Regions from separate parts of the Homo sapiens genome. Here region 2 is linked to region 1. The links are chromatin contacts, found by Hi-C or POLR2A ChIA-PET in ENCODE. All regions are on one chromosome and are shown on one strand. Each heading gives the region's core, a stretch centred on a gene start or an enhancer-like site at or near the end of the contact. The rest is flanking DNA. Distances are from core to core; before and after follow the strand shown.

Evidence for each region. A loop is a pair of places that touch in the nucleus more often than their neighbours do. ChIA-PET counts read pairs that join two places held with the same protein, here RNA polymerase II (POLR2A). Pooled maps may share reads with other maps.
Region 2: a map of CD8-positive, alpha-beta T cell shows a loop between it and region 1 (5-fold over the local background). The contact joins two enhancer-like sites. A Hi-C loop is called at or near these places in 5 of 168 maps with a recorded cell type or tissue (CD4-positive, alpha-beta T cell, CD8-positive, alpha-beta T cell, HepG2 and 1 more), 2 of 37 single-sample maps with no recorded cell type and 8 of 50 pooled maps. POLR2A ChIA-PET finds 5 or more read pairs at or near these places in 13 of 52 experiments (AG04450, CD4-positive, alpha-beta T cell, CD4-positive, alpha-beta memory T cell and 8 more).

The regions. Positions count from the first base shown.
Region 1 is chr20:63,783,996-63,789,144 of GRCh38, reverse strand. The region is part of intron 2 of ZBTB46 (zinc finger and BTB domain containing 46); the gene reads left to right. Among named protein-coding and RNA genes, the nearest start is that of ZBTB46-AS1, 22 kb to the left of the region's middle. Within about 2 kb of position 2,729, at least 8 of the 41 ENCODE cell types and tissues checked have a DNase peak (open chromatin) inside an H3K27ac peak, as active enhancers do.
Region 2 is chr20:63,749,127-63,754,275 of GRCh38, reverse strand. It overlaps ZBTB46 (zinc finger and BTB domain containing 46), which reads left to right. Exons shown (of 5, transcript NM_001369741.1): 4 at 1,415-1,590. Among named protein-coding and RNA genes, the nearest start is that of ZBTB46-AS2, 7.9 kb to the right of the region's middle. RefSeq lists enhancers at 1-582, 583-1,534, 1,535-2,485. Within about 2 kb of position 2,720, at least 4 of the 41 ENCODE cell types and tissues checked have a DNase peak (open chromatin) inside an H3K27ac peak, as active enhancers do.

The DNA.
Region 1 (5,149 bases), core at 1,480-3,979:
TTTTTCTTTTTTTTTTTGAGACAGTCTCAGCCAGGTGTGGTGGCTCACGCCTGTAATCCCAGCACTTTGAGAGGCTGAGGTGGGTGGATCACCTGAGGTCGGGAGTTCAAGACCAGCCTGACCAACATGGAGAACCCCGTCTCTACTAAAAATACAGAAAAGTAGCCTGTAATCCCAGCTACTTGGGAGGCTGAGGCAGGAGAATCGCTTGAACCTGGGAGGCGGAGGTTGTGGTGAGCCGAGATCGCGCCATTGCACTCCAACCTGGGCAACAAGAGCGAAACTCCATCTCAAAAAAAAAAAAAAAAGAGACAGTCTCACCGTGTTGCCCAGGCTGGAGTGCAGTGACGTGATCTCGGCTCACTGCAACCTCTGTCTCCCGGATTCAAGTGATTCTCCTGCCACAGCCTCCGATTAGCTGGGGATTACAGGCACGTGCCACCACGCCCAGATAATTTGTGTATTTTCAGTAGAGACAGGGTTTCACCATGTTGGCCAGGATGGTCTCGAACTCCTGACTTCAGGTGATCCACCCACCTCAGCCTCCCAAAGTGCTGGGATTCCAGGTGTGAGCCACCGCGCCTGGCTGATGTTTTTTCTTACACCTCATGATACAGGGTCTCCCCTTGGGTCCTGCCTATTACTCACTGCAAAGGGGCTCTGAGCTTAGCTCTGTTGAAGCTGGACGTCACCACCTGAATGGTTGTCCCTTATGTGTCTTCCATATTTGTAAATAATAAATTAAATGTTTGCTGAATACTGGCCACCATTCATGGTGCTGGGCATGTGATATTAATAATAATTGTGGGGATTTGGCCTCTGCTCTTTTCCCCAGGCTGTGGCCCAAGTCAAGGAAGGATATTTGGAGTTGGGTGTGGTGTTGCCTGTGCCTGTACTTCAGCTACTTGGGAGGCTGAGGCGGGAGGATGGCTTGAGCCCAAGATGTCCAGGCTGCAGTGAGCCGTGATTGCACTGCTGCCCTCCAGCCTGGACGACAGAGCCAGACCCTGTCTCTTAATTAAAGGAAAGAAGAAATGGAGGTGTCCTAGCAGGTGCTGCCCGTGGGGAGGTTCCTCCAGGATGAAGCCTGGAAATGAACGTGGGAGGGCGTGAGTGGACAGAGGAGGACGAAAGACAGCAAGCCGCAGGGTGGGAGGCCCTGAAAAATGTCGCAGATGCCGTGTGTGGGTGGCGCAGTGGGAGACGCTGCCTGCCCCCCTGGCTGGAGGGCTTCCTGGGCAGGGCGGGTGTGGCCTCTTCTCCTGACCCTGGTCCCTCCTCTCCGTCGCTGAGAGATCTGCGAGAGCCGGGAGTGAACACAGCTCGATAATACGTTAACTTTTATCATTGTGGTAGAACATACATAATGTAAACCTTACCATTTTAACCATTTTCAAATGTACATTTCACTGGCATTAAAGTCACGCGTTGCTTGATGACAGGGATAGGTTCCAAGAAACGCATCGCTAGGCGATTCTGTTGCTCTGGGAGCGTCATGGAGCGCCCGTCACAAAACTAGAAAGTGCAGCCGGTTATAGGCCCAGCACAAACCTGCCAGTGTTAGTTACGGTGCTGAGCACTGCAGGCAGCTGTGGCACCATGGGAAGTGTTTGTGTGTCTAAACATAGAAAGGGTGCTGTAAAAATAGGGTATACAAGATAACGGCATGCCTGGGTAGGGCCCCTGCCATGCACAGAGCTTGCTGCACTGCAGGTTGCCCTGGGTGAGCGAGTGCTGAGGGAACATGAAGGCTGAGGACAGAACTGTGCACTGCTGCAGACTTTATAAACACTTGGCGTGGCCTACACTAAACTGATTTTTTAAAGTTGTGCTAGGATGTGGCGATGGCTAGGATGGCGATGGCTAGGATGGCGATGGCTATTCCTGTCACGCCACCAGGTGACAGGAATTTCCCGGCTGCGTTCTAATCTACGGGACCACAGTGGTTATCTGTGGTCCATCCCTGACCAAAATGCCCTTCTGTGGCGCATGAAGTTCTGCGATCACAACTTTTCCATCATCCCAAAGGGAAACTGTATCCGTCATACAGTACCTTCCTCTTGCCTCTACCCCACCTGCGGGTAAATGCTGTTCTACTTTGACACAATGTAGATTTTATTCATTCTCATCTGTTGTTGCTGTGCGTCCTGCACTGAGCTACGGCCAGACCCTGGATGTTCAGTAAAAGTTGGTGACCACGTGCAGTCGCTCAGGCCCAAAATCCCTTTTGGAGGCAATTTGGGAGGCCGAGGCATGAGGATCCCTTGAGGCCAGGAGTTTGGGACTATCCTGGGCAAAGTAGTGAAATCCCATTTCTAATACAAAAGTTATCCGAGGCCGGGCGGGGTGGCTCACGCCTGTAATTCCAGCACTTTGGGAGGCCAAGGCGGGCGGATCACAAGGTCAGGAGATCGAGACCATCGTGGCCAACATGGTGAAACCCCGTCTCTACTAAATATACAAAAGTTAGCTGGGCGTGGTGGTGCGCGCCTGTAGTCCCAGCTGCTCAGGAAGCTGAGGCAGGAGAATCTCTTGAACCAGGGAGGCGGAGGTTGCGGTGAGCTGAGATCGCGCCACTGCACTCCAGCCTGGAGACAGGGTTGAGACCCTGTCTCAAAACAAAACAAAACAAATCAAAAAACCTCAAAACAAACAAAAAACAGCAGTTGGTTTAACTCAGCCTCGGGCTGAGTTGTGCTCCATCGTGAGGCTGTCCTGGGTACTGCAGGATGTTAGCAGCAGCCGTGGCCTCCACCCACAGATGCCAGGAGCACCTGCCTTTGGATCCCCCGTTGGTACAACCAAAAATGTCTCCAGACATTAGCAGTTGGGAAAATCGTTTCTCTATGTGCTGCTGTGCGTGTGGAGAGTGTACAGGCAGCAGGTCAGGGCCAGTGGCCTTTCCATCTGCTTGTAACTGTTTATAATCTTCCACTAGCTCCAACTAAAATCTGAGAAGCAGTGGTCCCTGGCAAGAGACACGGCTTTGGGGGGTTTATTCTGATGTTTACAGATGCGCTGCAGGGTCCGTTGTCAGCACAGCGAGGCCCCTCCCAGTGGTCCCAGGCCACCTCCCTGTGCGTGCACGTAACTCGCTGGCAGGTGCCCGTGCTGGAGGCCTTTGTATTATGAGAGTCGATGCAGGCACTGAGAAATAGTGCACTCCTTAAGCCTGTGGGCTGAATGCTTTAAATGCAGTTGTCGAGCAGAAGGTGTTTTTAGAATCCAACAAGTGATTTTGGCTGTGTACTTTTGTTAGAGTCTTAAATCCCTTGGGTTTCCAAGGCAACTGTGAAACTCTTCCATTAGATTATTCCGAGTTGCTAAGATGAGGACACAAGGCTGTGAGCTGTGTGAGGATGGAGGATGGTTCTGCCCACGCTGTGGCGGCCAGTGACTCCCTGAGCTGCGTCCTCCGTCTGAGCCCTCAGGCTGGGATTTGGAAGCTTGGGGTTTGGAAGTAGATCATGATCCCATGGAGGTCAGTTTGTTTCCATTAAAGATTTATTCTATCTTAGAGAAGAGGATTTTTAATTTTCATCCCATTTATAGAAGCAAAGGCCCTTTTTTAAATTTTTTTTATTTTTGAGACAGAGCGTCACTGTCACCCAGGCTGGAGTGCGGTGGTGTGATCTCGACTCACTGCAGCCTCCGCTTCCTGGGTTCAAGTGATTCTCCTGCCTCAGCCTCCGAGTAGCTGGGATTACAGGCTCCCGTGACCACGCCCGGCTAATTTCTGTATTTTTAGTAGAGACGGGGTTTCACCATATTGGCCAGGCTTGTCTCGAACTCCTGACCTCAAGCGGTCCGCCCGCCTCAGCCTCCCAAAGTGCTGGGATTACAGGCGTGAGCCAGTGTGCCGGGCCACAAAGTCCCTTTTCCTTCTTTCTTTTTCTTTTCTTTTCTTTTTTTTTTTTTTTGAGTCTCGCTCTGTTGCCGGGCTGGAGTGCAGTGGTGCAATCTCAGCTCACCGCAACCTCCACCTCCCAGGTTCACATCATTCTCCTGCCTCAGCCTCCCGAGTAGCTGGGACTACAGGTGCCCACCACCACGCCCGGCTAATTTTTGTATTTTTAGTAGAGACGGGGTTTCACCATGTTGGCCAGGACGGTCTCGATCTCTTGACCTCGTGATCCGCCTGCCTCGGCCTCCCAAAGTGCTGGGATGACAGGCGTGAGCCACCACGCCCGGCCACAAAGTCTCTTTTCTAAGGACACATGTCAAGTGGTCACCGTGGATCATTCGACGCCGATGCCCCAACCCCTCTGTGCATCATCCCGGCCCCTGGTGACCCTGAGGCCTGTTTGCTTTTAAGAGTGATTTTCTAGGCAGGGAGGCCAAATTCATTCTAACTGAGCAGCTTCCAAGAAACAGTATCCCTTGAAATTTATTTCTGAGTTACAGCAGTTCACTTCTATGAGAGCTTGTGGGAAATAGCATTAAAATGTTCAGATTCATGTTTGCAGCTATGGGGCAGGCAGGCAGGCCCGTGCCTCCCCAGGCCCTGGCGTCTCCTTCTCATCTGCGGAGGGAGCACAGTAAGGACCTGAGAGGTGACTGGTGAGGCCTTGACAAAGTGGATGTGTAGCTACTGCATGAGAAGATGGTAAAGAAACAGCCCAGGTGCCCCAACTAAATGGCCCCACACATGCCTAAGCGGTGCTGCTACAGGAGGATCTGTGTGTTCTGTGAAGTGTGTACTTGAACCCTGGTGAGGTGGGAGCTTGACATGTTGGGATTTTTAAGCGTACATCAGAACTGCGGGAGCTCCAGATGGGGGACAATGGCCTCTCGGGTGCCTAGCACTGCCTGCAAGCCTCCTGTCTGCTCCGGGAGGGGAGTGAGGGTCCCAGCTCTCAGGGTAGGGTGGTCTTCGAGCTGCTTCTTGGACCAGGCCGGCCTGCCTCCGGCGGGTCTCAGGGTTTCTCTCCCTTGTGCTGACAGCAGCTCCTCACCGCCCCCAGAGCTCTTTGCTGGGGATAAAGCAGGAACTGGTGAGCGGAGGGGGCCGTGGCTGTGTCCCCTTCTGGTGTTCCCTCTTTCTCTCCACGAAGGTTGGGGAGGAGGACCCCCACCACGGTCTCAGCCGTCCTGATCACACGAGGGCAGGGAGTTACCTCTGAGGTTACGTCCCTGCAGGGACTCCTGT
Region 2 (5,149 bases), core at 1,471-3,970, 35 kb after region 1:
AGAGCCAGGGGCACAGTGTGGCTGACAGAGGACAGGCCAGGAAGAGCTTGGGATTTCCTCGTCAGGAGCCACTCGGGGGATGTGCGGCGGGGACATGCGTCCGAACACAGCCAGCTGGTCAGAGGTGCTGCCGTGCCAGGCGGGGCCTCCGGGGTTTTCTGTGTCTTGGCCACACAGACATGCTCCAGTCTCACAAAATGAGCGCTCCTGGCAGATGCTGAGTTTCCTGTTAGAGCTGCCTTTTGGGAGATCCTTGTCATGGGGGTGTGCCTGTCCACTGGAGCCCCCAGAGCCTCAGTAGACCCTCCCTGCAGGGCAAGTGGGGACTGCTGGTCAGGAGGGCAGGTGCTTATCCCACTTGTCAGAATTTATCTTCAGGAGGTGGCAGAGGGCTGCAAAGACCCATCTGTAGGAGCCTCACTGAAGGGTCCACAAGGGTGAAAACACAGAAACGTGTTCAGCAGTAGTGCCTGTTTAATTAATTATGATGTGTTCAGACATCCAAAAGCTGTGTAGTTAAAAATCCCAGCACTGAAAGGTGGTCACAGTATGCAGAGGGGAAGATGTCCTGCACAGCAGCAAGTACATGGTAATCCCAGGGTGAGCAGCCCTCGGCACATGCGTGCACCGGGCTTCAGGTGGGTCTCCCGTAGGGTCCCGTGGACGTGGCTGCTCCGGGCTCTCTCAGTGGCCCATGCCCAGGTCTGACGTGCTGGTATCTGGGCCTGAGTAGCATAACGGCACTGGGCGTGCTGAGGGTCCCCCAGGTTTTTGAGCCTGGCCCCAGGGCACGCACCATGGAGATGGTGGTGTGGAGTTCCTGCCACTGAGTGACGTTGGGTCTCAGGGTTGGGGGAAAAGAACTTGATTAAATGGGTCTGGCTGCTTCTCCGGCGTCCAGCAAGAAGAGCCCAGGACTTTGAGTTGCACCCACATCTCCCATTTCGCCTGCACACTTTTGGGTCCGTATTACTCCACAGTGTTTGTTTCTTCTCTGCCTCCAGGGAGGCGTCTGATCGGACACCACGCCCAGGGCCTGCTACCCACACATGCCCAGTGGGGTCTGAGGGCTGGAAGGAGGGTCCTGCAGGGACCGGGCACTGTGTTCAGCATTGGCCGTTCTTACCCCTTGCCTCCTGCCTTTGGCCTGGATGGAAAGATCTCCTGAGAGCTGGGGCTCCTGAGCTCCCTGGGGCTCAGCCTTGCTGGCACCGCCCCTGCCAGACAGTGGGTGGGACAATTTATGCAGATGGTGGGGGAGCCTGGCCTGTCGCAGTGCTGACCAGCCCCCAGTGGGTGGCCGTGGGAGACAGCCCGTCCTGGCTGCTGGGCTGCGGCGTGCAGCCGTGGTCTGTGGGCCGCAGGGCGGTACATCCCAAGCCCTGCTGACGCCTCGCGGGTCCCTCTCTTTCAGTGAATGAGTTCACGGTGATCAGGAAGAAGTTCAAGTGTCCGTACTGCAGCTTCTCGGCCATGCACCAGTGCATCCTCAAGCGACACATGCGCTCGCACACGGGAGAGCGGCCCTACCCCTGCGAGATCTGCGGGAAGAAGTTCACGCGGCGCGAGCACATGAAGCGCCACACGCTGGTGAGTGCGGGGAGGGTCCGCGTGCCGCGCGCTGCGCGTGGCCACGATGTCCGGGCAGGCGGGTCCTGATGAGGGCGCAGACCGCCCCGGACCCCACACCGGGTCCACTCTGCACAGGGGGGACGACAGCAGGGCAGGGAGATCCGCCCCGGGCCCCTGTCTGCTCTGCCCCGGCCTCCTGGGTGTGGCTGGGCCACATGGCCCCTGCAGAGGCTTCGGCCCACCCTGCTCACCTGCTGGCCGCCAAGGCAGCCAGGCCTCGGCAAACTCAGCTCGCTCTGCTTGGAGCCCCCAACCCTCAGCCACCTCTGCGCCCCCCCGCCCCCGCCCTGCCTCGGGAGGGAGAACCCTGTCCTTGTGCCTGCCGACCTGTCTGCACCCACCGCGCCCACCCTGGAGCTCAGCACTGGCAGGTCGTTGTCAGGTAGCAGGTGTGGAGTGGATGGATTTGCTTGGGGAGGAAATAATAGAAAAAGGCAGCCTGGGAACAGGGAGGCAGATTTGCCAAAAAAGGCCTGGCGAGGGCATCTCAAGTGGGTGAGATCAACCAGTGAGGCGGGTGGGGCACAGGCAGCCCAGAGCGGGGCGGCCCCAAGGGTTCGGGGAGTCCTGGAACGCCCACCCCGAGGCGCAGGGTGCAGGGGGAGCTCGCGGCGGGCAGCTGTGTGAGGAGAGGCAGTGGAGGCGCCCCGGGCTCCGGGCAGAGGTGGGGCTGCTGTCGGGGCGGAAGAGGCTCTGGAGCATCGCTGCCAGTTTAGGAATCGCAGGAGAGTCAGCAGGTTCCGGAGCGGACCTGCAGGAGCCGAGCTCCACCGGGAGACCCACCGGGGGGCGGGGCTTCATGGGAGACCCACCGGGGGGCGGGGCTTCATGGGGAGACCCACCGGGGGCGGGGCTTCATGGGGAGACCCACCGGGGGGCGGGGCTTCATGGGAGACCCACCGGGGGGCGGGGCTTCATGGTGCGACCCACCGGGGGGCGGGGCTTTATGGGGAGACCCACCGGGGGGCGGGGCTTCATGGGGAGACCCACCGGGGGGCGGGGCTTTATGGGGAGACCCACTGGGGGGCGGAACCGAGCGCCAGAGGTCAGGTTCTGTTGGTTGCTGCTTTTCCAGTGCAGTGGTGGATACCCATTTGGGGTAACGACCCCTGTGGGAGCTCCCTGAGGTCAAGCTGCAGAGCTAGAGGGGTGCAGGGCCCTGGCCTCCCCGTGTTTGCCTGGCCGGCTGTGGGCGAAGGGCCACTCCAGGCCCTCGGATGCCGCCTGGGATGTGTGCTGGAGTGGATATGGAGCGGGGCTTAGTGCTGGGCTCTGGCCTTCCCTGATGCCCCCACATTTGCCTTTGCGAGGTGGAGGACAGTAGAGAAGGAACAGTCCTGGGAGGGGGCCCCTGGACCACGAGATGGCAGGTCTGCAAGGCCAGAAGCAGACCCACATCCACGCGGAGCCGCCGGGGCCCCAGCCTTGTTTTCCGTAGCGGAGGATGTGCTTCTGTTCACACAGGCCACAGGGCTGATCTTACAAACCACTTATAAAAAGCCGCGGGGGCGGGGGGAGGGGTAGCTGCACCAGGCCGACATGTTTCCTATTCAGAGAAAATCGCATCTTGTTTTTTAAACTGATAGGTGCTAACACGTTTTAACAACATGGATTGCAACGTCTTTCTTCAGCAAATCCGTATTAACCTCTCAGTAAACGTTTTGATCCTGTTTGAGGTTCAGTGTGGCTGCCTGTTCCTTCTCGTTGGATAGGGTTAGGGTTTGTTTTTTTGTTTTTTTTTTGAGACAGGGTTTCACTGTGTTACCCAGGCTGGAGTGCAGTGGCGTGACACAGCTCACTACAACTTTGACCTCCCGGGCTCAAGCGATCCTCCCACCTCAGCCTCCCAAGTAGCTGGGACTACAGGTGTGCACCAACATGCTCAGCTAATTTTTGCGTTTTGTGGTGATGGGATTTCGCTGTGTTGCCCAGGCTAGTCCCGAACTCCTGGCCTCAAGTGAGCCACTTGCCTCTGCTTCCCAAAGTGCTGGGATTACAGGTGTGAGCCACTGTGTCCGACCAGGGCTGGGATTTTTGTCCTGGGGTTCATGATTGGGCTTCAGGGGGTCATAATTCCCTGGAAAATGTACTTATAACATATGGAAAGCCAAGTGTGGTGGCACATGCCTGTAATCCTAGCACTTCGGGAGGCTGGGGCAGGAGAATAGCTTGAGGCCAGGAGTTTGAGACCAGCCTGGGCAAAATTGCGAGACTCTGTCTCTACAAAAAATTAAAAAAAAAAAAAAGTTAGCCAAGTGTGGTCCCAGCTACTTGAGAGGCTGAGGCAGGACGATCACCTGAGCCCAGTGAGGTCCAGGCTGCAGTGAGCTGTGATTGCACCACTGCACTCCAGCCTGGGCAACAGAGTGAGACCCTGTCTCTAAAGAACAACAAACACAAGCAAGCATATGGGGCTTGACTTTTTCTGAGGAGAGGCTCTGTGTGTGGCCTTCTCTGGGGTCCTGGACCTGAGAGCGTGGAGACCCGAGTGTGAGACAGCAGCTCTAGCCGGTCCAGCCTCCACTTTCACGATGGCACTTACGAGCACTGTCAGCCCTTCCCTGGCCTGGGTGGCCCCTCCACCCGCTCCAGGAAGAGCACCAGTGGCTGGGGCAGGGCCCCCCATGCCTTGGCAGGGCCACATTTGGAGGGTGGGCCAGCCGTGCTCTTGCAGCCACAGTGCCCCAGAGCCTGGGCGGGCTGCCAAGGTGTCCCGTCTTCCTTCTTGCTTCCTTCCAGGGCATTTGCCCATTTGCATGAGTTCCCAGCCATCCAGCCCTGGCCACATGGTCCCTGTGCCACCCCAAGCTGCCCCTGCTGCCTCCTCAGGTGCCCTGGCCCCTGCACACATGGGAGCCTAGGCCTCAAGGGGCCTCAGTGTTTTTCACTAGCCCCGCTCCAACCCTTCCTGGGCCTGTGTGCACCAGGTTACTGTGCTGGGAAGTTTCTACTGTGGCTTGTCTTGAATTTTTGTTCTGGAAGTCCTTGGTTTAAAATACAGCAAAACAGGCTGGGCGCGGTGGCTGACGCCTGTAATCCCAGCACTTTGGGAGGCCAAGGCGGGCAGATCACGAGGTCAGGAGATCGAGACCATCCTGGCTAACACGGTGAAACCCCGTCTCTACTAAAAATACAAAAAATTAGCTGGGCGTGGTGGCGGGTGCCTGTAGTCCCAGCTACTTGGGAGGCTGAGGCAGGAGAATGGTATGAACCCGGGAGGCGGAGCTGGCAGTGAGCCGAGATGGCAACACTACACTCCAGCCTGGGTGACAGAGCGAGACTCTGTTTCAAAAAAATAAATAAATAAAATACAGCAAAACAAAAGCCCAAAGGAGCAGTTCTGGCACCAAGTTGTCTGAGGCTCTGTTTCTAGGGTTAGCGTGTTTGGGCATCTGAGGTGTGCTGTGTGGTGCTGCCCTGGCCCTGAAAGCCACCAGCTGCCCCTGAAGGTCTCACATCCCTGGACAGCGCCCATCCCGGTCCAGGCTTAGAGCTCACACAGTTGCTCTGGAAGCAG